Regions from separate parts of the Homo sapiens genome. Here regions 1, 2 and 3 are each linked to region 4. A link is a contact called in ENCODE Hi-C or POLR2A ChIA-PET data. All regions are on one chromosome and are shown on one strand. The core of a region is the stretch at or near the end of the contact, and the rest is flanking DNA. Distances in the headings are between cores, read along the strand shown. Region 1 has its middle 170 kb from the start of LINC03062. Region 2 overlaps LINC03062 (long intergenic non-protein coding RNA 3062). Region 3 has its middle 120 kb from the start of LINC03062. Region 4 has its middle 56 kb from the start of MIR4290HG.

Region 1 (6,957 bases), core at 3,142-5,641, 290 kb before region 4:
ATGATTGGAAGAGAAGCCAGTTGTTTTCACTAGGAGACAAGCATTAAAGAATAGACATCGTCTTTATCAACAGTTATTGTTTCTTTATCTTTACACTGGGGCAAGCGGTTTTATAATTATCCCTCTTAATCACACAACTGCCCTGTGCAGTAGGTATTCTTCTTAAACCCATTTAATGGATAAGCAAACTGAGACACAGAGAGATATGCAGCTCATTGGAGGTCTTTCTCACCACGAGTTCCTGGAAGAATCTGGATTACAATCTAGGTCACATTTCACGCATCACAGGCTGGGAGTAAGAGAAGAGATATAACTCCTAAATTCTGAGTAGCCCTTATGCATATGCCCTGTAACCAAAAGCAAAGCTCAAGCCTCCTTCCTGCGCATGTGGTACCTTGACGGTTCAGGGACGCTTCAAGGCACACCTCTGATCCCAGCAGCACAGACAGCACAGACCAGCCACCTAGAACTCCCTGTGAATAGAGATGACCTGTAGGTGTTCCCCTAATATTTGGAAATAAGTGAATGGCAACGAGAAAGGTGGTCCAAGGAATTTACTAAGCATGAAGAAGAACTTCCAGGGACATCCAAGGTCTTGCACACCTACCCTGACCCCATCCGGTGGTGTTAGGATCACAAAATAGAGACTTGTTATTTCAATGAGGATTCCAGGAGCTCCTGGGAAGTCTTTGCTGGTTCACAGATGTGTTTACACTCAGGATATTCTTTCAATGGCATATTTTTGAGTTACTTTCAACAAAAGGCATTAAAATGCAAGGGGTTTCTGCATAATTTTCAATTAAAAAGACAATGCATTGATCAGAGTCATCAGTGGTTTGCAACTGTTCTCGGGGAATGGGCTTTCTGGAAGGAAGCGTAGGAGGGAAGTGCAGATAATTTTGAGTATCACCTTTTCCAAAAAGTAGTGTGGCTGTGATGACGCTGTGGTTTCCTGTGAGCCCAGAATACAGTACCCCTGTGTTTGGCCTGCCAGGGCAGGTGAACATTCCCCAGGCTTGCTCTGTGTCACGGATACCCAGCTCACCAGATGGATGCAGTATGGTGGGTGCCCTGGTAGCCGAAGCTGGCTCTGATGCAAAGATCTGGTGCAGAATTTATAAAGCAATATCTCATTTCTGGTTGATGGTGACTCACTAGAGGTGTTGGAACATTTTTTTTTTCCTATTTCGTGTCAAAGATTCTTGGGATGAAATAAGTTAAAAAGATGTTTCTAGAAGACAAGTAAGTATCAAAAAATAAAAGGAGCTGAAACATCCACCAAAGTGAATATTAAGAGAAATTCGACACTCCAGAGATTGTGAATGTCCTTTTATCCTGGCCTAGATAATGAGGCATGCACAGGTAATACTGTGGGCTACTTGGTGCCATTAGAAGAAAATGCTGACTGAGCTTACAATCATGTCTTCAGTTCTATTTAGTCAGATCTTTTGGTTATTTCATTCGCATGCTGAAGTTCTGTTTCCTTGTCATTTGGAGATGTTTAACTGTGGCATATGTCAGAACCACAGGCAATTGAGAATAGATTAATCAATACCTCCATCAATGGACACTTGAAGAAGACACATAACTCAAACCTTATGTTAAATCTTAGAGGAAAAGTCAGGTTTTTATTGTAGTTCATTTTTTGGAGATGATTGCAAATTTAGTTATTTTGCATCTATTTTTAGGCAGAAATATTAACAGTTCAAGAAAAGCCAAGAGTTTTATCAGAATAAAAAAGGAGATTGTCTACCATGTAAAACCAGCTGCAAATCCACTGAGAATCACTCCTGGGCACCATCAGTGTGGGAGCTGCTTCCCTAAGAGCTGAGACTGCCAGCACGCGTGAAAATACCACCCAGCTCTTCCAAGACTGGCCCCATGCTGGCAGAAGCTAATGTGTGCAGCTCAATAGTATGATGTCAAGTCCAGATCTTGAAAGCAGACTGCCAAGTGAGCGAGGACACCTGCTTCAGTGGTAGGGTGAGGGAGGCTGCGAAATTCACCAAGAGGTAAACAGCAGCTGAGAAAGCCTTGGGAGACTGGGTGGGACTCAGATGACCAGAGAAAGCCTTTCCAGGAAGAAAGACTGAGGGAGGCAAAGTGACAAATGCATGAGCGAGTGGGGTCATGGCTGACCATGGGACTGCAAGATGACTAAGGCAGGGGCTCTGGGAGTCAGCACCAGAGAAGGAGTGGAAGGGGAGCGGCCTGTCAAAAGGCTTTGGAAACAGAACCCAGTTGTGGAAACTGAGGTGCATGAGTCCGGCATAGTTGTTTAGGAAGCGGCAAGTCTGGCTCTGAGGAATGACGTGGGAGCTCAGGTCATGACCGTGCAAAGAATAAGGAACCCAGAGACTGGGGTGACACTGCAGACGAAGGTGTCTGGATTGCTAGGGAGTCTGAAGATGGGTGGGTTCCAGGGGAGCCTGGGAACCCAAACTGTGCTCTTCCTTCTTCTTGGTCTCAGAAGAGTGAAGAACCAGAGGGAGTGGCAGAAGACTTTCATGTGAGAGACTCTGAGGTTGAGACTTGGACTTTATTGTACAATAGAGCATTTGGCTGGCCTTTGTCTCCGGTTCCTGGGAAGGACCCTCTAAATCCTTGGTATTTCCTGAGTGATAGGATGTCTTTGTTACTCATGGTAGGCCCCTGTGACCACACCAGAATTCATGCTAACAGGAAGACTCGGGATGGGGGCTGGTCACACCAGAAAGATCAACATGTGACTAGAGAGTTGGGGCTCTGAGCCCCTATAAGTCTGGCCTCGGGGAGGGGATGTGGCTGGAGATTGAGTTCAATCCCATAGCCATTGAATCAATGAAGCCTACATACTGAGACCCCAATAGGCACTCTGGACACCTGAAGTTCAGCTGAGCTTCCCTGGTTGGTCATACATCCATGTGCCAGGACAGTGACATATCCTGAGGACATGAAAACTTCATCCATATTTGGAACCCTCCTAAATCTCACCCTCTGTGTCTCACATTGCTTGCATGGTCCTGAGATGTATCCCTTAGAATTGTGAGTATAGAGCTCTCCTGACTTCTGTGAGTCATTCCAGTATGTGATTAAACCTGATGGGAACCCAGCATATGATTAACCCTGATGGGAATTTGTTACTAGCTGGGCAGAAGTGTAGGCGGTCTGTGGACCCTGAGTTCATGGCTGGTGTCTGAATTGAGACGCACTTGTGAAGAAGTGAGCCTTAAGCCGAGAATTGGACCTAAAGTCTGCATGGCAGTGTCAGGGTGGCATGGCATCCTTTTGGCCTCAATGTGACCATGTCTCAGTCCTGACCTGGTGCTCCTCATTGAATCAGAACCCATGGGAAGCCCAAGTGAGGAGATGTACCCTCGTGCGGGGGCTTCCTCCGGGTCAAGCATCCTTGGTCATAAAGTATACCTTCAAATGCCCTTTGTCAGGTCACTTACAGGTCTTCCAAGGTTAAAATATTTGATAGTGACACTAAATACTAACGTTAAGAGAAAACACTGTCACTGATAGACATCTATCTATAAGATCTTGATGAGTCCAGCATTCTAGGATCAGGGACCATGTGGCATTTGGCACAGAGTTTAGTGTGGCCTTGTCTGTCCCCGGGGAATTTATTTTCTTCTCTGCAAGTTTCTTCTGAACTGTGTTTATATCTGTGTTAGAACACTAGTCACAAGTAAATGCACATCCTTCTTCTCTTATGGACTGCTTTTGTGGGCAGAGGAGGGCAGGTCTTTATGTTTATACCCCTTGCAACATTTAGTGAATTGGATTTAGGAAGGGGTGGTTTGGTGAAGACTCCACAAAGAAAGCAGTAGGGCCAGAGAAAAAAAAAAGCCAGTACCACCTGGTAGAAATGGCACTGTGCAGTTCACTACCTTAATGTGTGCACAGAGTGGTGGTTCAATCCAGTTACCCCTGGATGACCTCAGCATTTCCCCAGCCCCAAGAGCATCAGTAAACCTGAAGCAAGTGAGGCTCAGGCCCTGAAAATCTCCCTCCGTGGTCTTGAGCCCTGGGTGTTTTTTTTTCTGCAACCTTCACTGGTGGGTCACTTCCTGGCAGAATAGCCATGGGGAATTCTTTGTCTCTCATTGTTGTTCAAAGTCCTTTAAAAAACAGAGTGTTTTCGCCCAACCCTGGGGTTCTGGATTCTGCTTGCCTGTATTTCTGTACCTAGTCAGCATCAGGCAGAAACTGACCATTCAGGAAGAGAGACAATCAGATGTAAATGTGTTTTCTGCTACTGCCTCTAGGGGAACGTTCTTAAATATTCTCAGCCAGATGACCTTCCCTCCCCTGCTGTTTATTGTTTTTCACTATCAAATGTTCCCCCAGCTGTGGCAGCTGGAGTTCAAAGCTGTCCACTTGCAACAGAGTGTCCTTGGTGGGTTTTCTGCAGTTGATTAATGCCTGACAGCATGTGGGTTCCTCCAGGCAGTGGCCCTCTGTTGGATTCTTCAAGGCAAATAAGAATCTGCCGGAAAGAAGGCATAAATCCTCCCTTGCACTGTGCTGTCAGCCGTTGAGTCTCGCAGGTTTGCTTCTGTAGAACCAGGAGAGTCAGGTCATTTGAGTGTTTGTGTGCCCAGGGTTATGCCTCTGTGATCCACCAACTGCGTCTCCAGTGCGGCCTGCACCATACAAGACAAAGACCTGGAGATGAGCCGTCCGGCTCCAGCCCCTGCCACTTCATTAAAGACTGTCAACAGCCTTGATCTATCTGTCTGTGTTACCTGATCCCGCACGCTGATGCGCGGTAAAGGACTCCCGTGCTGGAGACCATAGTGTAGGCTGTCAGAATGGAATTTTGAAATTGTGGCCAGACACAGCTCACTAAAAACTGTAATTAGTGGGTAGACAGAAAAGCCTCATCACCCAGGGCCTGGTTTTTTTGGATTGGTTGGGCCATGCCCATCACGCAGGGAACATTGCAGAGGCATGACTGGGGGCTTAGATCACGGCAGCCCACTTACCCCATACCCCATACCCAGTACATGCCCCACTGAGACGGCGACCATTAGAATGTCTGGAGAAACACGGAGGATGGTCATTGGGAGCAGCTCAGCTCCAGGTCGAGCTCCCATTGGCTGCAGAGGTAGCTGCCTCAGGCAGGCCCTTGTGCAGTGCGGCCTCTCTCCGTGGGTGATGCGTCTTTGTGATGAGCCATTTCCACCACGCAGACCTTGAGCACAGTGAAACAATAAGCCAGCGATTACTCAGTACAGCGCTCAGAGGAATTCCAGTTTACTATCAGCAGTCATTAGCCCAATCGGTAATGATTCAGAGAAGGGGGATATTGAAGGCACTGGCTATTTTTCTTCCTTTTTTTAAATTCCGGATATTAATCTTAGAGAAGCACAAAAAAGCAATCTCAAGAGAGGTCTCAGGTGAAGCAGTCTTTACTGAATAGAATCACAGAGACTGTCTTGACATAGAATTGGGCTTTGGAGAGACATTAAGCAAGGGTGACGGACACTGCAGCTGCATAGTGTTGATTGCAGGAGATCGATTGGACAGCCGGCTCTGCTTGTCTGCCATTGTGGTAGACTGTATTTTCCAAAGATGATCATACCTATCTAAAGCCCATCCTCCACTGGGTGCGGGGTGCTGTGTTCCCTTTTTTTGGACCTAGGCAGGCCTTTGTCATTGTTTGAATCAATACAATATGGCAGAGGTGGTGGTGTGTGCCTTTTGTAACCAGATCATCAAAGTCATTAGTTTCTGCTTTGGTCTCTTGTCTCTCTCACTCTTAAGACACTTGCTCTTAAAACCCAGCTGCTATCTTCTGAGGAAGCCCAGGGCACAAGGAGAGGCCACATGTGGGCATTCCAGCCAAAAACTGACAACAAGCATGGGCCACCAGATCTACAAGGAAACATCCTTCAGATGGTTCCTGTCTCTGCTTTGAGTCCCCCAGTGGAGGGACCAGATACCATGGAGCAAAGACAGGCCATCCTGCCACTCCCTGTCCCAATTCCTGACCCATAGGAACTGTGAGAGGTGATAAAAGACTATTGTTTTAAGCTATGAGTGTTGGGGAATGTGTTATGCGGAGCAGATAATAGATTCACCTGTCATATCTAGTGGGTGCTGATTGCCCATGTGCCTGAGCATAACCCCATCTCATATGTTTGCAAAGAACAATGCATGAACCCAGTGCATGGCAGGAATTCAGGGAGCAAAATGAACTTGATGGTTACCCAAGCAGGCAGCAGGAGCTTGGTTCCTGGGTGTGGCTTTTGCGCCCCTGGTTTTAGCTCCAGGGATATTCGTCAAAAGTGTTTAAGGCAAGAGTCAGCCCTGCCTCTGTAGAAATAACAAAGAAAAAACAAATGGCAGGGATAGACAACCCTAGTGGGAAAACACAGATATATGAGTTCCATAGTCACTCAGAGAAATGAAGGGATGAACAAAAGCCCTCATCATTCAAGTGACTTTTCCTAAACTCTAAATAAATCTCGGCTAAACACCCAGGTGTAGGGGCAGTATCCATCACATTCTCAAGGCAGTTGTTTTTTAATTTTTTTTTCCGGGATTAAGATAGAAAATGCTTCAGCTTTCCAAGGCAAAGCGTTGCTGCCTGCATTCTCTGTGTGTCATGTGGCCTCAAGCACACCAGGGGTTTTCCTGGAGTGTGTCCTGGCAGTGAAGAGGCACGCAAGGCATCTGATATCCCAGCACCCACAACTGAACATTTTTATGACATTCGCCCAGCTGTACCTTTATAAAGATATTATGCAGGTTCCGAGAGATTAAGCTTTCCTTCCCAACCAGCTGCTGTGGAATGATGCCCGGCATATGGAGGACAGATAGAATTTCCCACCCTGACATGTGCCGAGAAATTTGACTTTAAAAAGTGTTAATCAGTAGCTCAAATCATCAGCCATGCATGAGGGCAGGACAGCAGGAGTCTGGAAGCTAAATCCACAAATGCATGGGGCCATCCCTGGGTGATCC
Region 2 (7,076 bases), core at 3,081-5,580, 430 kb before region 4:
AGTCCTGCATGTATTGAGGTGTGTGTGAAAGTACATTTGCACACCAATATGTTACTACTGTCAAAACCAGGTAGCATTGTTTTGACAAGGTTGCATGCACCAGGATGCAGCACAGAGAGCCCATGCCCATGCTGTGTCACCGCTGTGACAGCTTAGTGCTGCTGGAGATGTGGAATGAGCTCATAGAGGGGACTGAAAGTGAAACAGAGACTCAGGTCCTGGTGATGTTGCTGCATACACACCACCCCCATGTAGACATTGAGAACAACCATCGTTTTATTGTATCACCTAATTGTGTGGGTCAGGAATTTGAACAGTTGTTCTCTTCCCTGCGGAGCTGATGGAGGTTACTTGTGATACCACATCTGGCATGTGGGTTGTTTGGGGAAGTCCAAGACAGATTCATCCCCATGCTGGGGCCTTTATGGGGGTAGCCAAGAGGCTGAACTTGGCAGGGGCCATTGACCAGAGCACTCACACGTGTCTCCATCTTGACTGTCTTGGGGTCTGTGGACTTTCTCCCAGAGGGAGAAGGTTGCAAGAGAGGAGGTGGAAGCTGCCAGGTTTCTGAGTGAGCCTCCGATGTGTGTCTCTCCTGGTATGTCCCCTGGAAAAGTGAATGGAGCTAGCCCAGATTCATGGGACTGGGAACTGACTCCACTTCCCTGTGGGAGCAGGAGCAGAGGCTTTGCAGCTACCCTTCATCTGTACAGACTGACGGGCCCTGTGATGAATGCAGTGTGCCGTGGAGAAGGGAGAACCAGCCCTCCCCGCTGAGGAGGCTCTGCTGAGCCTGCGTGCTTGCTTCTCTGCCAGTCCTCTCCTCATTGCTCCGTGGCCTCTCTGCCAACTCCATGCCCCTTAAGGCTGGCCCTTAGCAACAGCATCTGCCTCTCCCTTGCTTCTCACCCCTGCCCCTCATGCCATGCCTGCTGCACTGCCCTTGTGGACACATCCCTTCATGAGTCCCTCTTCTGTTAACCCTGTGCCTGTGCCATCTGTTTTCAACATGGGCCTGACCCTGATGGCACATTCAAAAAAAAATCATATCTTTACAATAAAAATGACAAAAATTATATGATCAATTAGTAATAAAATGACACATGCTAAAAAGTAACTTGGAAGATTTTCCTTCTTCAGAATGTCTAAGGGGTTATCAAGGCCCTTTTGGAATTGACAATTATGCAGAAGTGTTTGCTCCATCTTATAGACACCAGGCACAAGATTACTCCTGATCTCCAGCGGGAGACCACACATCTGCCCTGCTGCCCAGGTAGCGTGAGGCACTCTGCTCGGCTTGTCTCCTCGGTGCATTGGGCACACCTTGGGAGGTGTGGCAGAGTGTGGCCGATGGGTGTGTTGGGCACTTTCCATCCACCTTGGGAGGCATGCCATGGGGTGTGGCTGGCAGGCAGTAGCTTCTGCACCAGACACTCCACATGTGAGACGTGCTACCCACCTCACTTAAGATGCCTGCTATCTGCAGAAAGAGATTCCACTGGGCAGCCCCCAGAAGAGTAGACTCCAGCATACTGTTGATGGTTAATAAATGCCAGCTCCCCTCTGTGGTCCTGTTGCTTCAGGAGGATGGGTGAGAGGGTCCAGGCTCACGGGGCTTGCCCTCATATTTTCTTGAAGAAAAACAGACAATTCTGAGTCCTATGTTGGGTGTGGGTGGTGAGGGTGGTAAGGCTGAGTGCACGCCGTGTTTCGGGAGGGTTCGAGGTGCCCAGGTTCCATCATGCCTGTATTCAGAGGGCGGCACTGATGATTCTGATTTGATTCTCATCGCAGCCTGCCAGCAGGGTCATGTGGCTTTGAGCACCTGAAGTGTACAGTGAGGAAATGGAGACAGGGGTGTTACCTCTTGTGCCCAGAGCCCTTGGCTGGCCCAGGGGAGATGAGTCTGGTCTGGATCTCCAGTGAGTCCCGGGCCAGGTTGTGCCCACTGAGCTCCTCACTGAGACCCTGATGGACGCGGAGATGTGGGATGGGGGAGGCAGGCTGGGGAGTGTCCTGGAATGTGGGGAAACCCAGGGGTTGGAAGATGAACCAAGAAGGAAGGAATGAGCATTCTTTCTTGCAGCTCCTCCTGCTCCTCATGTCTGCAGATGCCCCTCCAGGTTTCTGCTTCTGCTCTGACCTTTACACCAGGACATTCACATGAACCCATCCCTGCCCCCCTCCCCTCACTGCAGCCGGCCATGCAAGGTGAAGGGCTGACTTGGACCTCCTTAGTCTGCAATCCTGAAGTGAGGTGCAGGGGGCAGGGGAGGCAAGCCCTGGGGCCAGTGGGTCTAATTCAGAGGCATCATGGTGAAGGAAGGGGAAGCTAAGAAGCAGGAGAAGTGGCTTTGTAGTGAGAACAGATGCAGAACAACTCCCTTCTAGGGGAAGCTCAGGCTTCCTTCTTGGAAGTGAATAAATTGCTTGTATTGACTGTTTCTACCTGAGGGCACCTTCTCTGACAGTGCCCTGACCCAAGGCTGCATGGCCCAGGAGCCAGTGGACCTGGCTGGTCTTGCTGCCTCCATCTGTGTCATCCCTGTAAGTGTCTCTTCTCTTCAGGCCATGACATTGAAAGGCTTTGGTTCCTCTTCTTAGCAGTTTCTACTTCTCCAAATATCTGACAAATAAAGGGCCATTGCTCACCCTGGAGGCCGCTCACCCTGGAGGCCGCTGTCCCCTTGACATCACATCCCCAGGCAGCTCCATGTAGAACTCCACTGTGAAAATGCAGCAGAGAGGCTTTGGCCTCATGCTATGTCATTCCCCTAACACTGGAAAAGACATCTGAGGCCACATGAGGCTGGTGAGCAACGGGTCTGTCTGCCCCGACCGGGCAACTCTGGCTTGCCACCCACATAGGACTGGCCACTTCCTGAGAACAGGAGCTCCTCACGGCCATATTCAGGGCTGCTGTCTCTCCCTGTGCTAAAAGACTGGGTCTCCGTTATGCCCCTAGGCCTCCTTGAGGTCCTTCTGGCCAAATGCAGAGTCCTGTTGGCATTGGTGCCATCAGTTAACCATCTCTGCCTCTTTCAAATCCTCTGCGCTCCTCAGCAGGGTGGGGGTGGGGATTGTGGGGTGCGGTCTCTTTCCTTCCTTTGTCCTTTAGGCCCTCCATGCTCTTGAGGTGCTGGGCACAGGGAGGAGAAAACTGGGTGACCTCCAGAGGGAGAAGGGAGCCCGTGAGTGCCATGTCGGGATGGGAGAAGCCAAGCCTCAAGGACAAGAAGCTGAAGGTGCAATTACTAGAATGCTTTGTATACTTGATCCTCTTGTACCAAGACACATGTGGCCCCCAGACTCATTCATGTATTTGATAGACAACTCTGTCATATGTCCACCAGGGGTTTAGAAAAACCCTGTTGCTTATTCTTGAATGGAATCATCCAAAAATGATGGGATATCACTTAGGAAGCATCATGTCTCAGCAAAGCCTTGTGCTCTCTAGAAGGACAATTTTGGGTGCATTAGAGCTCTTTCTGCATTGTTTTCTTAAAGCTTTCTGTAGTGTTTAGTGATGATATTTGGGAATCAAAGTACATAGTTAATTTGAATTTGCAATAAGAAAAACTTCTAAGAGGTAATACTTTTCTCCTTTAGCAAGAGAGGCCATGCTCTGCCCATGCACCGGGGGAGGGGCAGAAAGAAGGAAGCTGAGGAGCCTGCAGGAGACTGGCTGATTTCTCACCAGCTGAGCCCTCTGGACAGCTTTGTCCAGGGCTTCATGGCTGTGGAGAACAGATCCTGCATGCCTTTTGTCTTCTGTGAGCATCTGCCACTCTGGTATGGCCACCAAATGCTCTTCTCCCTGGTGCATGCCAGGGAGCTTTGCGCACAGCATTCCACAGATAGCATGGACTAGGGAACACACCCCAGGTGGACATGTGACAGGCAGAAGACTTGTGCAGCGTGCTGTTCAGGGCGAGTGTGCAAAGACAGGCCACCTCTTGGGGAGACGGCCCATAGCGCGGAAAGAAGTCATCTTCCTTTCCGGCCATTCTCTTTTTCTCTACACACGAGCCCTGCAATAGGACTCAGTGGCTGCCGCCTTCAGTCTGGGCTGGGCCACTCCTGCTCTCGAGGGTGGAACACTGAGATCTAAGGGCCTCTCCCTGTCATGATCCCTGTTTATCCTTCGTTGTGCTCAACACGATGTTTGTCATTACTAAAGCGCTCTTAAAATTGCATCTGCACGTCTGAATAGCCTGCTAATGCAGAGCTGCCCTTTGCATTCAACACAGGAACCTGCTTCTGCCTGGCTCTAGGACAACACTTCTTGCTGGGCTCCTGCCAAGTGCGGCTGGGCTGGGCCTGGAGCGACCAATCCACTGATCCACCAATCCGGAGGGCAGCCCAGGAGGAGCGGGATCTTAGTGGATGGACGCCCTGCCTGTCTGTGGAATGGCTTCTTCCTGGGGCAACCCCGAGAACAAGAGGGAAAACAGCCTCTCCCCCTCGCCTCCTGCCCTCCTGCAGGCAGCCACCTCCTCAGCTAATTGAAAACAAAAAGGGACGCAGTTGTGAAATTCAGCCCCCAGCGCCATCATCATCTCCTGCGGGCTCAGGGGGCTCCTCACTGTGTTTATTTACAAATCAGCACATGTTGTTTTGGCCACGGCAGCAGACAGTGACCCCAGAGAGGGAGGTCCAGAGCACTACACAAATTGCACAACACAAGCAGGTCATCTGTCCCCTTTGCTGAAGATTCCTAAGAAAACAGAGGCAGCTGACTCTCAGGCCATCTGGAAGCCACCCTCAGGGGCCGAGCGCTCGGGGGCGTGTACGCCAGCCTTGGGGGTGCTATCCGGACACCAACAATGTCACTGCTGCTGCCAGCCTCAGTTTCTCCATCTGTGAAGGGCGCATGGTTGTGGTGGTGGGGCGGGGGGTGGTGGTCAGCATGCAGTGATTAGCAGCCACCTGGGGTACTCTACCGGGCAGGCGTCTGTGCTGTGTCCTATAGTTTCAGCCGCACGTTCTCTCATTTTACAGATGGTAGAGCAGCTGGGTGGCTGCCGATTCTCGCCCTGCCCATGGCTGCCCTGGCCTGTGGCCGAGGCTGTGATGAAGGGCAGCCTGTTCTGTGCGACGCAGTTAAGCAAGGTGTCCGGTGGGCTGCATTGTGACCGGGTCAGCCAGGCCCTCCTCTTTGTCTTGCTTCTGCTGGCAGAGCTCACAGCGCAGTTTCTGCATGGAGGCTGCCGGAGTTGCTTCCTGCTCCGTGCTCCCACACCGTTCTTCAGCTGACCAAGTAGTGACAGCAGGACTCCAGGGTTCTGTCCCTGTGCGGCAAAGCACACACTTTCAGTGCTGCGGTTGATGCTTGAGACGCTCAGTGGGAGGTCATTGCTTGGACTAGGACTACAAGTCCAAGCACAAACGTCCCCCTGAGGTGTCACCTGGGGTGTTAGGAGTGGGGGATGGGAAGAGGAACAATACTGGGATGGGGTTCTTGAGGAGACTTTCGAAAGGATCTAAGAGGAACTGACCTCTCCACCTCCCCCAGACTGTGCACAAAGAAAATGGGCCCAAGAATCCCCAGAACTGGGCTCCGAAATCCTCACTGTCTCCTTGCTGGTCACCAGCAATTGCTGTGACTCACTCTCCTGGTGCTTCTGTGGGCCATCTGGGCACCTTGGGGAAGTCCCAGGGATCCCCAACAGCACTCCTTTCTCCCTGTATGTTCTATCCCACTGCCTTCCCAGGCGGGCCTGGAGGGAAGAGCAGTGGCCAGGTGTCTTCAGGGTCCTGCAGGGCTGATGGGAGTGGTTTCTGTGGGTACTGTGGCTCTCCTGTGTGGGTTTCCTGCCCTGGGCTCTGTGTGTGGGCCTTGATGGGCACTGGGCTGTTCTTCTACCTTGTGGCACCTGGCCCTGTAGAGATGACAATTTCTGAAACAGGAGCATTTCCTCTGAATTCCAAGGAACTTTGCTCAAGGGCCAACTTTGCCTTATGCAGGCTGGAGCCTGAATGCTCGCTCTGCTACCAGCTGTGTGACCTTGTGAAAAGTCCTTAACTTCTCTGGGCCTTACTTTCTCATCGGGATAATATTACAAAAGGCTGCTTGAGAAATGGGATGCTTTCAGAGATAACATAGAATGAAAGCACCGGGCACAGTAAAATTCAACTGCTATTAGTTCCTTTCTCCCTTATTCAAGAAGGAAGGCAGATGAAAGCAGATTTCAGGAATGGCAGCTTGGAGAAGAGGAGAGGGAGTGGGGGTCTAGAAGAGGAGAGGCAGTAGGGGCTATGATAATCCTCTGACATTGGCTGAGAGCCAGCAGTAAGAAAGAGAAACAAGCTGTCCTTCATGTACCCACTGGCTTCTTCCTTGCACCCTCGGGTGCCGAGCTGAGCTGCAGACACCCAGACCTGACAGCCCTTCCTCCAGAGCTGGCGGTCCAGGTGGGGAGTGACATTTGGCTGATTTCTGATTTTGAAACACAGAAACCAGGAGAGTTGAGTTAAACCAGGTTTACCAATGTGAGTGGCTTATTGGCTATAGGTGCCCCAGCCAGGTATGGAAGTCCAGAGCTGGAGGGTGTGTGAGCTCCCTGAATGCAGGGCCAGCCCTGGCAGGCGAGCACACAGCTAATGGTAATGGATGGCATAGGAATACGGAGCCAAGGTTTCTGGCAAGAAAACAATGAAAAATGCACTATCTCTGAATTTTTCTCTGGGACTCAGTTGAATTTTAGTGGTCATGACCAGAAATGAAATTCAACCAGTTGACTGATATTTTTAGAAATGCCTCAGGCTTTATCATCTCAACTCTGGGGAGTGAGTATCCCAGAAATCTTGGGAGTGTGGGTCACAGCACCTGAATGTTAGTCCTTTACACCTGTAACATCAGAATTATGGATTCCTGGGTTCCCCTTGCAGAGATTCTAGTTGGGTTGGAGCCTGGGAATCTGTATAAAAATACCTCCCCAGATTTGGAACCACTACCATAGACAATTAAGCAAAGAATGAGGTAAGGCATTCTTTTCTCCAAAATGTAATTTTCTGGGGCCCTGCTAGAGATGTGTCACCTTTCTAGGCCTCTTCTCTGGTGGGAGCTCAGATCC
Region 3 (6,917 bases), core at 1,058-3,557, 340 kb before region 4:
GGCAAGGGCATTGCAGAGGAGCTCTGGGCAAGGCAAGCTCAGTACAACAGGCAGGCAACCAGTTCTCCCTCTCCCCACCTCCTTCTCACCAGGCCGTTCCTGGGACTGTCAGGGAAAAGACACATGCTTGGCTCTGAGTGTTGGGTATTTAAGTTCTGAAGTTCGGAGTATTTAAGTGCTTCCAGTGGACAGTCACTAACAGAGGCTGAAGGCCCAGGGGCAGGCCACCCTGTCCTGTAGATGCCCAGAGCTGTCTCTTCTAAAGCTCAGGATCTAGGCCACATCCACGAGCAACTCAAGCCAGGAACCAGGTGTCACCCTGACTTCTTGCCCCTGGGTCCTGGCACCCCTGCATTTTGGGAGTCTCCAGATGCCACACCTATCTCACTGATGCTCCTCCTCAGTGAAGCACAAGACAGCTTGCTAACTGTTGTGTTCACAACCATTTTGCATGACACCAACCTGGTTCCTCCCTAGCCCTTCTCAACATCAGTGTGATGGTGTCACCCACCCTTAGGAGCCCCCATACCTCTGCTGCAATGTGTGTCAGTCTTGATGTTGGCATGGCACCTTAGTTCCTTTATTCTGTTAACATTTTATTATAAACACTTTACAACATGCAGAAAAGCTGACATAATTGTACAGTGAAGAATTGTGTTCACAGTGTAGGTGGACATCCTCCTGACAACTGGATCCCATGATTAACCTTTTACTATCTTTGCTCTACCACATGTCTCCATCTCTCTGCCCTATCACCATGTCCATCTCATTTTTTTAATGCATTGCATGGAAGTTTCAGACATCAGTACATGCCACCCTAACACTTTAGCATGAATGTTATTGACTAGATTTCAGTATTTGTTAGCAGTTGTTTTTTGGGGGGAAGGGGTCAGATTTTCATTCAAAGACATGAACATATATTAACAGAACAATCTGATGTATTTAGGCAAATGCATCCGCTTCCATAATCCAAATTCTATAGAGATATAGGGCATCACCATTGCCCTAGAAAGTTCCCTTCTGCCCCTTCCCAGCCAATCCCCACCTTCAACTCCCCAAAGATAACACTGGCAGCATTTTGTCAACATAGCTTAGCTTTGCCTTTTCTGGAAATTCGTATAAACGGAATCGTAGAGTATACACGCTTCCGGTTTATTGATTCATCTGTGTGGCCGATTACATGCATCTGCAGTTGGCTCCTTTTAATTGCTGAGGAGTGTTCCAGCATACAGAGGTAGTGCTGCGCTGTTGATGGATGCCTGGATGCTTTCCAGCTGGCAATAGTGAGTAACAAAGCTGCTATGTGCCTCCTTGCACACATCTTTGGATGGATGCTTTCGTAATACACATGGGTGAAATGGCAGTGTGCACACCAGCCTCTTTGTGACATGCCCCTTGCCTACTTCTCAGCCACACAGCCCTGGCTGCGGAGAAGCCCTGAGCTGTTTCTCATATACCAGATGCTGTTTCATATGCGAGGACTGTGTGCGCCGGGTCCCCAACCTCTGACACTCTCACTCTCTTCTGGGTGTTCCCTCCTCCGTCATCTGTGTTCCTGCAACAAGTTCGATTCCAAGGTTTTCCTTTGACTCCAAGGGTTTCCTCTGATTCCAAAGGTTTCTTCTTGAAGTTATTCCAGGAAGTGCTGGCAAGTGTAGGACGTGCATGCTATATGTGATGAGCTGTCACCACTGGACACTGGGGCACAGTCCCTGGAGACCTCAAGGGCAAGCGCAGAACTGGCTTTGGTGTTGTCTTCTCTGGAGGCTAAGAAGCTGGGGAGATTACCCTCTGACTTCTGCAGTGCCTCCCATCACCAGCTTTGTTGCCCAGGCAGGCTCTCAATCAGTTCCCGAACCCACCCGGAGAGGCTGAGTGGAGTGTGCAGGGAGCATCCTCAGGCAGAGCCCGGCATTGCAGTAGGGCCTGCAGCTCTGTGGGAAAACAGAGACCCAAGGTCAGGCTAGCAGGGCACCCACAATGCAAACCACACCTTCTCCAGAAGCCTCCCCTGACCACCTTTTGCGTATTCTTTCCTCTGTGCTCTGATGTCACAGGGCACATGCATGCCTGGCGGTGCTCGCTTGTGCCAGTTGCAGTGGTCTGTTGGTGAGGTTTTCCCTCTCAGCTGCAAACTCCTCAGGGAGTCTCTCCATCTCTGCACCCCCAGGACTCGAAACAGCCCTTGAATGCATCAATTCACTTGTACCCTTACCACACTATCTATTCTGTCCCAGGAGTCACCTTCTACAGTGTCCTGTCACAAAGGTTTGGCTGGGACTGCTGGCAAAAGCCACTGGCTTGCTGCCTGTCCCTCCCTGGCAAGCCAGGCCTGTGTGCTGTGTGTGTAACCTTTGACAAAGTTTGTGGTCTAAAGGTTATGCTGACTGGGCTGGAGGTGAGGCGAGGACAGCGTGTGTTGGAGGTTGGTGGAGTTTTGCCAACTAGAGCAAGCTTAGTGCCACCCCCTCGCTGGGCCCTGTTCCCTGAGGAAAGAGCCTATGGTTGGCTCTTACAAGACCACAGGTCAGTCTGTGCCTTCCTGTGTGCGTCTCACCCTGGTCGGGTGGGGTAGAGTGAGCACAGAACTAGGCACATGGTTCCAGGCCGCTTCACTGCTTCCTTAAGGTTGAGAATGTCCCCCAGGTCTCTTGTGCCTGGGATTAGTGGAAGCAGGTCCTGCTGGGACTGCAGCTGGGTGCCCTGGTCACCAATCCAGCTTCAGGAACTGAGCTGGATACCTGACACCTTAAGTGGGGTCATTTGCCCTATGGACCCACATCTGGGCACAGGGCCATTTCGTTCTCAACTCTTTTGTCAGGAAATCTTTTCGTGTTCTACTCACTTGGTGATTTTGTCCATTCAACACAGGTTTTTGGAGTCCCTGGCAGGGGCTTGGCAGATGCTGTGATGTATTGGTCCAGGGAATCGGCTTCCACCCGCAGCCCCAAAGCTCTTTCTTTCTGGCATCCCCATCCATGAGGGCTGGCTGTAGGTCAAGGTGGGGTGCTGCACCCTACACCATCACTCAGAGATCCACGGCCCTTCCATCACGTGGCCCTGCCATCCTCCTGGGCCCTGGGTTTCTCAGTTGGATTCTGTGAATCCAGGAGGTGAATGAGGAGAAAAACAGCATGGAGGATCCCATGGGAGGCTTCAGGGCCAAGCCTGAGTAAGATGCGCGTCACTTCTGCTCACAATCAATTTCCCAGAGCTTTCTCAGGACCCCCTCCCCACCCCAGCCACCCACGAGGCTGGGAAATGTGGTCTCCAGGGCTGGAGGGACACGTGACATCATCCTGGCCACACGTGGGGAAGGTTAGACCCGCCTCTCGGCCATAGGTGGCTGATGATCTAGTGAGCAGGATGCGTCCACACCCTTGCTGGTGACACTGCCTATGGAGGGGTATGGGCCCTGACAACAACAGCCTCATTTTCCAGTTCCTAGGTCAAGAGACAACTGTTTCCAATGTAAACATTCTTAAATAATTCTAAAATTAATTCTCACTTGGTTATACATGTAAGGTATTTTCTCCCAAGTGGTGCTGCACAGCAACAGTCATACCTGGAGAGCTTCCTGGGGAGTGGCTGGCAGAGTTGCTGTGTGGTGGGGTTGGGCTGGGACACTTGAGCTGAGCAGCCAGCCAGGGCTCTGTGCCGTGTCCCCTGCGTTTCCACAGGAAGGACTGTAGGAGTGTGGGCTTGCCAAGGTTACGAGGTGATAGGACATTTTCACAATGGAGCTCTTTCTTATATGCAATGTCCCTAGTGCAGCTTTCAAAAAATAGGATGAAAACTCATTTTTTTTTTTTTTCTGAGGCCGAGTTTCACTCTTGTTGCCCAGGCTGGAGTGCAATGGCGCCATCTTGGCTCACTGCAATCTCTGCCTCCCAGGTTCAAGTGATTCTCCTGTCTCAGCCTCCCGAGTAGCTGAGATTACAGGCATGCACCACCACGCCCGGCTAATTTTATATTTTTAGTAGAGACGGGGTTTCTCCATGTTGGTCAGGCTGGTCTCAAACTCCCGAACTCAGGTGATCTGCCCACCTCAGCCTCCCAAAGTGCTGGGATTACAGGAATGAGCCACCACCACGCCCGGCTAAAACTCATTTTTAGTGAAAAAATAATATTGCATCAAGTCAGGACTACTCTCATTGGAAGTCTAGGACTTCAGGTCTCCATATGACCAGGGAAGGGGAAGAGGAGATAGGGCCCTTTCCTGGGAGAGGGTTTAGCTCAGGAAGTCTGTGTCAGATCTGAGGAAAGGCTTGCGGGGATGAGGAAGAGCAGCAGGCATGGGTTGTGCAGACCCAACAGGTTACTAAGAATGGAAGCAAATTCTCATCAGGCCATGAGGGCAAGGGCAGAAACCGAAGCGTCTTCTGTCGTCACCACGTCTCCCAGGGAGGATGAGTTCTGGCTGCTTTGATACCGACAGCATTTAGGAATCAGAGATTCTTTTATGCTTTACAGAAGGTCTAGGGAAGTTTTTATTAACTGAAAATCAGTAATTTATCCAGCATGGTAGATAATAAAAAATATGGGCAGAATAAAGTGCAATAGTAGCACAAAAACATTTTTTTGAATCAATAAAATGTTAATAATTGCAAATAAGCTATTTTGCTTCATAATCAATGGAAAATACTGAGAAATGTTAGAAATATTCATTTATTAGCTATCGCAAATCTACAGGATTTTATTTCATTTGGAAGATATTCATACCTGTTACCCAGAAGTACAAAGGACCCTTTGGGATGCTTTGTGGCCTCAAGATCTTTTCTGTAACTCATTGGCCTTGAAATCTGTCCTAAGATCATGCACACTCTTTGCAAGATCCTGGTCAGTTTTCGTTTGGGGCTGATGTCTGCCATTAGTTAAAAATCCAACTCTTGATTCTCTACCCTCAAAGCCTTCCCTTGGGTAGCAGCACAGAGGGCTTTGCTTGAGTGACAGTTCCTGTTGTTTTCCTGTTCAACAGTTCCTCCATTCCCTCGTGTACCCAAGTAACCAATGATGGTTTAGCAGCGAATGAGCAAAACACAAACCAAGCAAGACAAAATACCGTCCTGTTGACACAGTGGCGCTGTAATTATTATTTATCCTTCCTGCGCCCCCAGGCTATGATGACGCTGGAAGAGGGACCAGGAGCTGTGTCTCAGATTACCATTGCTCCAGGAGCCGGTCGCTGAAATGACAGACAGGACGGACATAGCAGAACAGTGGTGGACAACCATTGACAGAGAATCATAAGTAGTTCCATTGCCATAGAGTCCCTCAGGAAATAAAGTCTTATCTATGCCTGAATGCACGAGGCTATATAGATATCCAGCTGTTTCATGATGAATTCAAAGAGCCAACATATTTCTGGAGAAATGGCTCTCCAGCTGGAGATGGCCGAGCAAGTCTCTGGGAGCAGTGGCGTCTGAGGTTGGGGAAGCTCACCATGGGGGTCTGTCATGGGTTCGAGAGTGGGGAGCACATGCCTGAATGACTTGGGGCAGTGGATTGGGAGGGGGTACTATTGACAAGGTAATGATGACCATGCTTTACTGGTCACTTTTATCACTGAGGCAGTAACAACAAGGCTCTGAGGCTGCTGGGTCATCTGGAGTTGGGTAATAGTGCAACATGTATTGATTTTGGATTAGCCAGGATTCAGGTTAAGGAGTGTTTTGTTTCTTCCCCAAAGCAGCTTTCTCTATGCTTACAAAACAAAAATAACATGAAACTCCCAGTTCTGCAGCTTCGTCGGATGCTGTCTCACTGCGCTTTAGGGGTGCACCTGGCCTGTCTCCTGCCAGCCTCACCTCCATCAGCATTCCCACCCGCGGGTGTCCATAGGCCCCATTCCTGCTCCTGCCCTGGTGTCCCTAAGCAGCAGACCTTTCAGGTCCCAGGATCCCCTGCTTGCCTCTGACCTAATGTAGAAATTCTGGCTGAAATGGAGGGTATGGGGAGTGCCTTTTCCACTACACTTGTCTGTTTTGTTACCTGGTCCCCAGAGCTGCCAGACATTTTCATGGAGAATGTTGCTGTTGCTGTTGCTCTGGAGCCCTGCTCATCCTCCCTGCAGAAGTCGGGAGCTGTAGCCTCTTTTTGACATCTCTCTCCTCCAGGTACTTGCTACAAAATCCCTTCTCCTTTCCGCCAGGCAATAAACAAAACCAAACCCTACTCAGGGACACCCGCTCACTCCTTCCTTCATCGGCCAGAGTGGAAATCCCAGTTTGGTTTCAGCTGAGACCTGTTACAAATATATGCATAACTCTTCATAAATGACCACGTATTGCACATTTATCTCAGTCTGTCATCATGATAACTCGATACGAATGTTTTTATTTTTGTTCTAAACCCTCCTACTTTCTAACATAGCTGAGAATTCGAAGGTGCGGGGAAGACAAGCTCAGGATCACACATCCATGGTCTTATCGAGCAGGGGTGGTCTGCATACATTTCACGAACTTTTTCCTTTCTAATTTTTATAAATTGACCACGAACAGTTCTTTAAATAAGTCTTATATGAAGAAAATATCGATTTCATGGACAAGGCAGTCTTTTTTTTTTTTTTTTTTTTTTTTTGAGATGGAGTTTGGCTCTTGTCGCCCAGGCTGGAGTGCAATGGCGCAGGTCTTGGCTCACCGCAATCTCTGCCTCCTGGGTTCAAGCGATTCTCCTGCCTCAGCTTCCCGAGTAGCTGGGATTACAGGCATGCACCACCACGCCCGGCTAATTTTGTATTTTTAGTAGAGACGGGGTTTCTCCATGTTGGTCAAGCTGGTCTCAAACTCCTGACCTCAGGGGATCCACCCGCCTCAGCCTCCCAAAGTGCTGGGATTATAGGAGTAAGCCACCATGCCCGGCCAGGACAAGGCAGTCTTATGTAAAGAGTATGCCTGCTTTGTGGAGGCATTTTTGTT
Region 4 (6,216 bases), core at 51-2,550:
AACACTTCACCTAATAAAAGCCAATTTGGCATATAGCGCCATATCATTCTTGTCCCTCTCTCGACTTCCAAGGCAGTGGGCATGTCCCCTGCTTGGGGTGGGGTTGTGGGGCGGCGGGACCGGGGTGGGCGGGGGGCGGGTAGCAGGAGCTTCCTGACCCTGGGTCGGCTCAGGGTCTCCACCAGACCCTTACATAAGTAAGGAAAAAGGTCAGGTTCACTTGACAGCAGCCAAGAAACATTGCAGAGTAAGACAGTCCCCTCTTTTAAGGCTTGGTTTTGTGTCCAGCTAATGGGCACATGCTGCGTCCCCAGGGCTAAACCAAAGCCTGTGCCTGAGAACGGCCTGCAGCCTCTGCAGCAGCCTCTGCAGCAGCCTCTGCAGGACTCCGATGCTGCAGGGTTAGTGATGAAAGTCTCACCAATCCAACCTAGAGCACTGATTCTGCAACAATTTCTTCAGTAACTATTTGGGTTTTTTGTTTGCTTGTTTTCTGATGTTTTTTTTCTTTGCTCCGATTTTCTAATTAGCAAGATCCATAGCACTGTAGGTTTAATCTTGTTTTATTAATAAAAGGAGTATTCCCAAATTCAAGACTGAGCTGAAGTTAGTCCTTTATTTCTTTCCAGAGTTTGCTTTTCTAGGGGTCTTGCAGGGGCAGGTGCTGGTCCTGCTGCTGAGTGTGGAAAATAACCTCCCCTACCAGATGTTCTCTTTCTGGGATTTAATACAATGTTTGAGGATTTAATACAATCTGAAATAAGTTTGAGGAGTGAAGCTGAAATTATTTCACAGAGTCCCTTTCCTTCTACAGCCCCTCTAAAAATTCCACTTGGATCACATTTTGTGTCCAACAATACACTGGGCTTAAGAAATCAGGGTGGAAAGGAGGAGATCACACACTTCTGGGCCTTATGTGGATAATGAGCTTGTTCAGTGCTTCTCAAACCTCAGCTCATCTGGGAATCCTCTGAGAGGTTTGTTCCAACACAGATTGAGGGACCTACCCGAGTTTCCCACCCACCAGGTGTGGAGTGGCTGGAATTCACATATCTGACAGGTTTACTGGGGCTGCTCCCCATCTGGGGACCCACTTGGAGAACCATAGATCTAGTGAAGAGTTTTCCCCTCATGAAATGACTTAGGACTGATCTGAAGCTGAGCCCAGGGCTCCAGGCGCTCCTGCAAGGTGAGGGGATCACTGTGGGCCATGGCCAGCCTGTGTGAAACTGTGCTTCTGCAGCTAACTTTGCCTTCTCCCAGGCTTGTTCCCTCCCGGAAGCTGGAAGCCAGTGATTGACAGGTCCAAGTGCACCCCCACCCTTGCTGAGGCCAGCCCATCTGTTGAAGCATATGCTCTGAAACCCACAGGCTTCTACCAGGAGCTCATTATCTACAAATTACTAAGCTAGCAGCCGTGAACAGCTCCTCTCTGCCCGCGACAGTAAACCGCGCCGGCTGCCGCTCTGTCGCTGCTGAGACACAAGTCTGACAGGTGCTACCCAGCACCTGCCCCGAGGTCCTCTTCCTCCCTAGCTCTGTCCCACTGCCTGTGGACACTCGCAGAGAAGTGTTGCACAAAGACACTTCTGATCTTAATATAACTCTCAGGAAATTTGGCACTGACACCTTTCTCTGTTTTGGTAGCAATTATTAGTGACAATGAGGACTACATCCTGCACACTGTTGGTTTTCTTATGTAGAGCCTATTTAACATTGAACAGGGATGTCTCAGAAAAAGTCAAACCTGCAGATGCCCTCCAAGCCCTGGATAGGTGCGAGGCCCCCAGGGGGGCTGTGACTCAGGACCCTGCCCCCTCACGGAATCAGAAGACGTCCTGGAGCAGCCCTGGGGAAGACAGCAGTTGCTCGGCTGGCGAGCTTGGGGTACACCTGTCCACCTTTCTCCCCTTTGCTTGAGTTTCTTTGCTGGAGTTAGGTCACACAAACACCATTACTATTAATGTATTATTATTGTTTGAATGTGTGGGAAAAAAGCTGAATAAGAGGGGAAGAAAACTATCTTTTTCTGTTCAATATGCAAATAAGTTCAGTGTGAGTTGTCCGAAAGAGCTCACACAGTTTGCAAACTGGCCTGTGTGTGCACTGGGGCCACACAGTTACCTACACCCCAGGCAAGACACCTCAGAGGAGTGAAATTCTCCTGTACCTCATTTTATATCAACCATGGCTCCAAGCAGGTCCAGTGCCTTCCAGATGATTGCTTTTCCCTGGTTGAGCAGGGAAGAGGGCATGGTCTGCGCTTGAGAGTTGTATGGTTGAAGATAGCACCTTGAAGGAGATGTGAATCCCTCCAATGATGCATACACAGGTAGTTTTTCTAGATGCCCTGTTGGTCTCCGGAACTTGAAGTTATGGGAACTGCTCTTTGGCGCCTGATGGGGTGGAGAAGTTGAGTAACCACAGCTCTGTAGACAGGTGTCTGTCTTGAAAAGAAACCTTGGCGGCAGACCTGAATGTCTTGGCATGCTTGGCAGCCCCTCAGAGGGCAGCGAGAAGTCAGGAGCTGCCTTTCTGGGAGAACAAGTTCCCTTCCATGATAAATAGTGTCTAGAGTCTAACAAACGTGTTCAGTGTATCTATATGTGTCCAAGCCAGGGCATCTCACCTGCGGCCTGACCCTGGAGTAAGAGGAAACCGGATATGTATAGACTGTGACACAAATAAGTAAGGAAAAAGGTCAGGTTCACTTGGGAGCAGCCAAGAAGCATTGCAGAGTAAGGAGGTCCCTTCTTTCAAGCCTTGGTTTTGTGTCCAGCTAATGGGGACATGCTGCGTCCCCAGGGCTAAACGAAAGGAACAATGGCACCAGCAGGCTTGTTCCGAGGTAAGGGGTAACATTGGCACAATGCGCCCAGGCCCAGAATGTGGGTGAACGAGCACAGTGCTTGCTGTCTCCCAGGCTCCAAAATAAACAAATGCACACTAGGGATGGAACCGAGAGGCCACTCAGGGGCAAGTTTCTCAGTGTTCCTATTAGAACAGTTAAGTGTTGACACCCCAGCTCTGCAGAGCTGCTGTGGCTTATGCTGTCTCACTTTCCACAAGACCAAGGGGCCATGCCAGCAGCCAGGAGCCTGCAGAATAACTCCTGCAAGACTGGACGATGGACTGGGGGGCCATTGGCATAGGGAGCTGGCGGGGGGTGGATGCTCATGCACTGTGCCCTCCAACTGGCAGAAATGCCAGATTCCCTGGGTTGCAGGCTGAGCTCCGAGAGGCTATTGGAAGGTGAGGAGGAAAGAGCAGGCATCAGCCCGGATGAGGGGATGCCAGAGCAACAGCGGTTCCCAGAAAACACTGTCCATGCCGGCAGCATCAGCAGACGCTGCTTTAGCTTAGAAAGCCTTCCCAGGCACATGATCTCACTTAATTCTCCTAATGCTCTTGGGGTAGGTAAGGCAATGTGTCCATTTTATAGAGGAGGAAGTGGGGCTCCCAGAGACCCATACAGCAGCAAGCAAAGTGTGCTCTTGGGCATTGTAACCCCTCCAGGCCACAAAGGCACCTAGGTGTTTGTGGGTGTATCCTTCCTTTCTTCCAACGCCTTGCTTGTCTGTAAACCAGCTCGCATTTATATCTGGAAGAACTTCATTATCAACCTGTCCCAGAACCTTCTTATCAGATGCCCCAGGCTAAAGGATTGGGGCCAGATTTTTCCATTGTCCTTTCCAAAGAAGATCAGCTCAGTAATAATTACCCCCCACCACCAGCAGAGAGGTTACATCAGGGCAGCTGGCAGTGGAACCCTGAAAGAGTGCGGCTGCACATTCACCTGTCCACAGGTGAGAGCGGAGAGTGGTGCCACATACTCAGCTAGCTTTCCCCAATCAATGGGAGTTCATAAAAACAGACTTAAAGGCAAGACACATTGCTTTCTCGCTGGCCAGTGACAATGACAGAAAGCACAGGAGCTTAGAGGAGAAAGGCCCTCCAGCCCTGCGAGGAGCCTCCATAGAAACACACACCAGCCCAGCTCCTCTCCATGTGACGGTGACCCAGATGGGAAGGTTGGGAGTGAAAGGCTGGGCGGCAATGATGCCCGGCAACTGTCGCTGCCCAGGGTTCGGGCCTCTCTGTGCTGTTGCTGAGAAGCATGGGCCCTGGTCTCCAGGGGCTGGACTCACTGAGGGCTGAGTCTGCTGTTCTCACTTGAGTGCCGAGACCCGGCAGGCACTGCTTCCTAATCCAGCCGCTCCTCTCCTCCCTGTGGTGTCTGTGAGGCAAGGGCTCCCCAGAACACCTGTGCTTCACGCACACACACCACATCACACACAGCACACATCACATTACACCACACAGCACACACACCTCACATCACACCACATACCCCACATCACACCATACACCACACATCCCACATCACACCACACACCACACTCACACATCACATCACACACCCCACATACATGCAGCACACATGCCACATCACACCACACACCCAACATACACGAACCACACACACATCACACATATCATATCACACCACACACCCCCCATATATATGTGCACCACACACACATCACACCACCCACCACGCACACATCACAGCACACATCACATACACACCCCATACCCCACACACCACATACACATCACATACCATCATACACCACACCATACCACACACACAAACCACACCCCACACACACACACAACACACCAAACATAACACACCACACACTGTTGTGTGCAAGTATGTGTATGTATATACCACATACATACTTGGCATACACACATACACTTGTATGTGGTATATACATACTTGCACACAACACACGCCAAGCACATCACATCACACAGATGTACCACAGACATACGCCACATACATACACCATATACCACACAAACAACACACACCACACACATCAAACACATCACACCATACATATAGGTACCACACACACACCAAAACACACAGCATGCACACGCACACATGACATACTGCACTACACACACCACACGCATACACACACAACACAGCACACACCACAAACCACTCATTTAAAGAGAAGCATTTCAACTGTGAGTTTCCACTGCCACCTAAGGGTTCAAATGTGAGAGAGCCAGTTCAAAGGAAAACAACCTCAGACCGAGCTTGTCTGACTTTGAATGTGGCCCAACACAAATTCATACACTTTCTTTAAACTTTATGAAATTCTTTTGCGATTTTTTTGTAACTCATCAGCTGTCATTAGTGTTAGTGTATTTTATGTGTGGCCCAAGACAATTCTTCAAATGTGGTCCAGGGACGCCAAAAGATTGCACACCCCTGCTTTGGATCTTAAAATAAGTATGATCTGGGTCAAGGAACAGCTGCTTATTTTTTAAGCTCAAGGGCCCAGGAGGATTCCATGAGGGGAAGGAGATGTGCGTAATTTGGATAAGAAACTCACAATCTTAATTTAATAGAATCCTCTTTCCACTTTTTTGAGCTCCAGAGATCACACAAGCGGTGTGTGTGTAAATATATATGCATGTGTGTTTGCAGGTTTATATGTGCACGTGTGCACACGTGCATGTTTGAGAGATGGTGTGTTTTGAGTGTGCACATCTTTGCACATCTGTCGGAGGAGGGTAGGCAGCAAAGGATGTTCCCTGGGAAGGCATTGTTGTAGAAAGAATCTCACAAAGGAAATATTCAGAAGCCAAGGGTGGTGGGAAGAGGGCCAAGGGGAGGGCTGGGCAACTTGAAATTACACTTACTTATCTGGTTCTCTCGACAAGTAGCCTGTTCTGCTGGGCTACTTAGATCCATCTGCAGGCCAGTGCTGTCCTCCACAGGGCAACCGATCAACTTTCATGGGCTTCCAGATCAAAACTGACCAATTAGTATAAAGCTTTCTCTGAAGGGCCTGCCCATCAGTTCTTTTAAATACTCTCAGAATGATTGCATTGTCCAGCCAGGGTTGAAGCCCATGGTCTATAACAGGGGTCAACCAATGTTTTTCCATAAAAGCTCAGATAGCAAGTATCTTCAGGTTTGTAGGCCATATGGTCTCTGTCACAACTACGCTACTCTGCCCTTATAGCCTGAAACCAGCCATAGATAATCTCCAAAGATATAAACGTGACTGAGTCCCAACAAAACTTTAAGGATACTGAAATTTGAATGTCATTTGTTTTTCATTGGTCATAAAGTGTATTTGTTCTTTTCATGTGTTTTCATTCACTGAAAATCCAGAGAGCATCTCG

What was found. Hi-C counts contacts between places; a loop is a spot of excess contacts on that map. ChIA-PET counts read pairs that join two places held with the same protein, here RNA polymerase II (POLR2A). Pooled maps may share reads with other maps.
Region 1: a loop to region 4 is called in a map of left cardiac atrium, with 2.8 times the contacts of the local background. The contact joins two enhancer-like sites. A Hi-C loop is called at or near these places in 5 of 168 maps with a recorded cell type or tissue (adrenal gland, dorsolateral prefrontal cortex, heart right ventricle and 1 more), 1 of 37 single-sample maps with no recorded cell type and 16 of 50 pooled maps. POLR2A ChIA-PET finds 5 or more read pairs at or near these places in 1 of 52 experiments (A673).
Region 2: a map of Right ventricle myocardium inferior shows a loop between it and region 4 (3-fold over the local background). The contact joins two enhancer-like sites. A Hi-C loop is called at or near these places in 4 of 168 maps with a recorded cell type or tissue (Right ventricle myocardium inferior, dorsolateral prefrontal cortex, heart right ventricle and 1 more) and 7 of 50 pooled maps. POLR2A ChIA-PET finds 5 or more read pairs at or near these places in 1 of 52 experiments (A549).
Region 3: a loop to region 4 is called in a map of Right ventricle myocardium inferior, with 5 times the contacts of the local background. The contact joins two enhancer-like sites. A Hi-C loop is called at or near these places in 7 of 168 maps with a recorded cell type or tissue (Right ventricle myocardium inferior, cardiac septum, heart left ventricle and 2 more), 2 of 37 single-sample maps with no recorded cell type and 18 of 50 pooled maps. POLR2A ChIA-PET finds 5 or more read pairs at or near these places in 1 of 52 experiments (naive thymus-derived CD4-positive, alpha-beta T cell).

What each region holds. Positions count from the first base shown.
Region 1 is chr9:89,803,930-89,810,886 of GRCh38, forward strand. No RefSeq gene overlaps it. Among named protein-coding and RNA genes, the nearest start is that of LINC03062, 170 kb to the left of the region's middle. Within about 2 kb of position 4,392, at least 4 of the 41 ENCODE cell types and tissues checked have a DNase peak (open chromatin) inside an H3K27ac peak, as active enhancers do.
Region 2 is chr9:89,657,786-89,664,861 of GRCh38, forward strand. The region is part of intron 1 of LINC03062 (long intergenic non-protein coding RNA 3062); the gene reads left to right. Among named protein-coding and RNA genes, the nearest start is that of LINC03062, 22 kb to the left of the region's middle. RefSeq lists enhancers at 3,988-4,524, 4,209-4,503, 4,525-5,062, 5,063-5,599. Within about 2 kb of position 4,331, at least 27 of the 41 ENCODE cell types and tissues checked have a DNase peak (open chromatin) inside an H3K27ac peak, as active enhancers do.
Region 3 is chr9:89,754,689-89,761,605 of GRCh38, forward strand. No RefSeq gene overlaps it. Among named protein-coding and RNA genes, the nearest start is that of LINC03062, 120 kb to the left of the region's middle. RefSeq lists enhancers at 2,676-3,177, 3,178-3,677. Within about 2 kb of position 2,308, at least 3 of the 41 ENCODE cell types and tissues checked have a DNase peak (open chromatin) inside an H3K27ac peak, as active enhancers do.
Region 4 is chr9:90,094,476-90,100,691 of GRCh38, forward strand. No RefSeq gene overlaps it. Among named protein-coding and RNA genes, the nearest start is that of MIR4290HG, 56 kb to the left of the region's middle. RefSeq lists an enhancer at 1,215-1,334 and a silencer at 1,395-1,444. Within about 2 kb of position 1,301, at least 2 of the 41 ENCODE cell types and tissues checked have a DNase peak (open chromatin) inside an H3K27ac peak, as active enhancers do.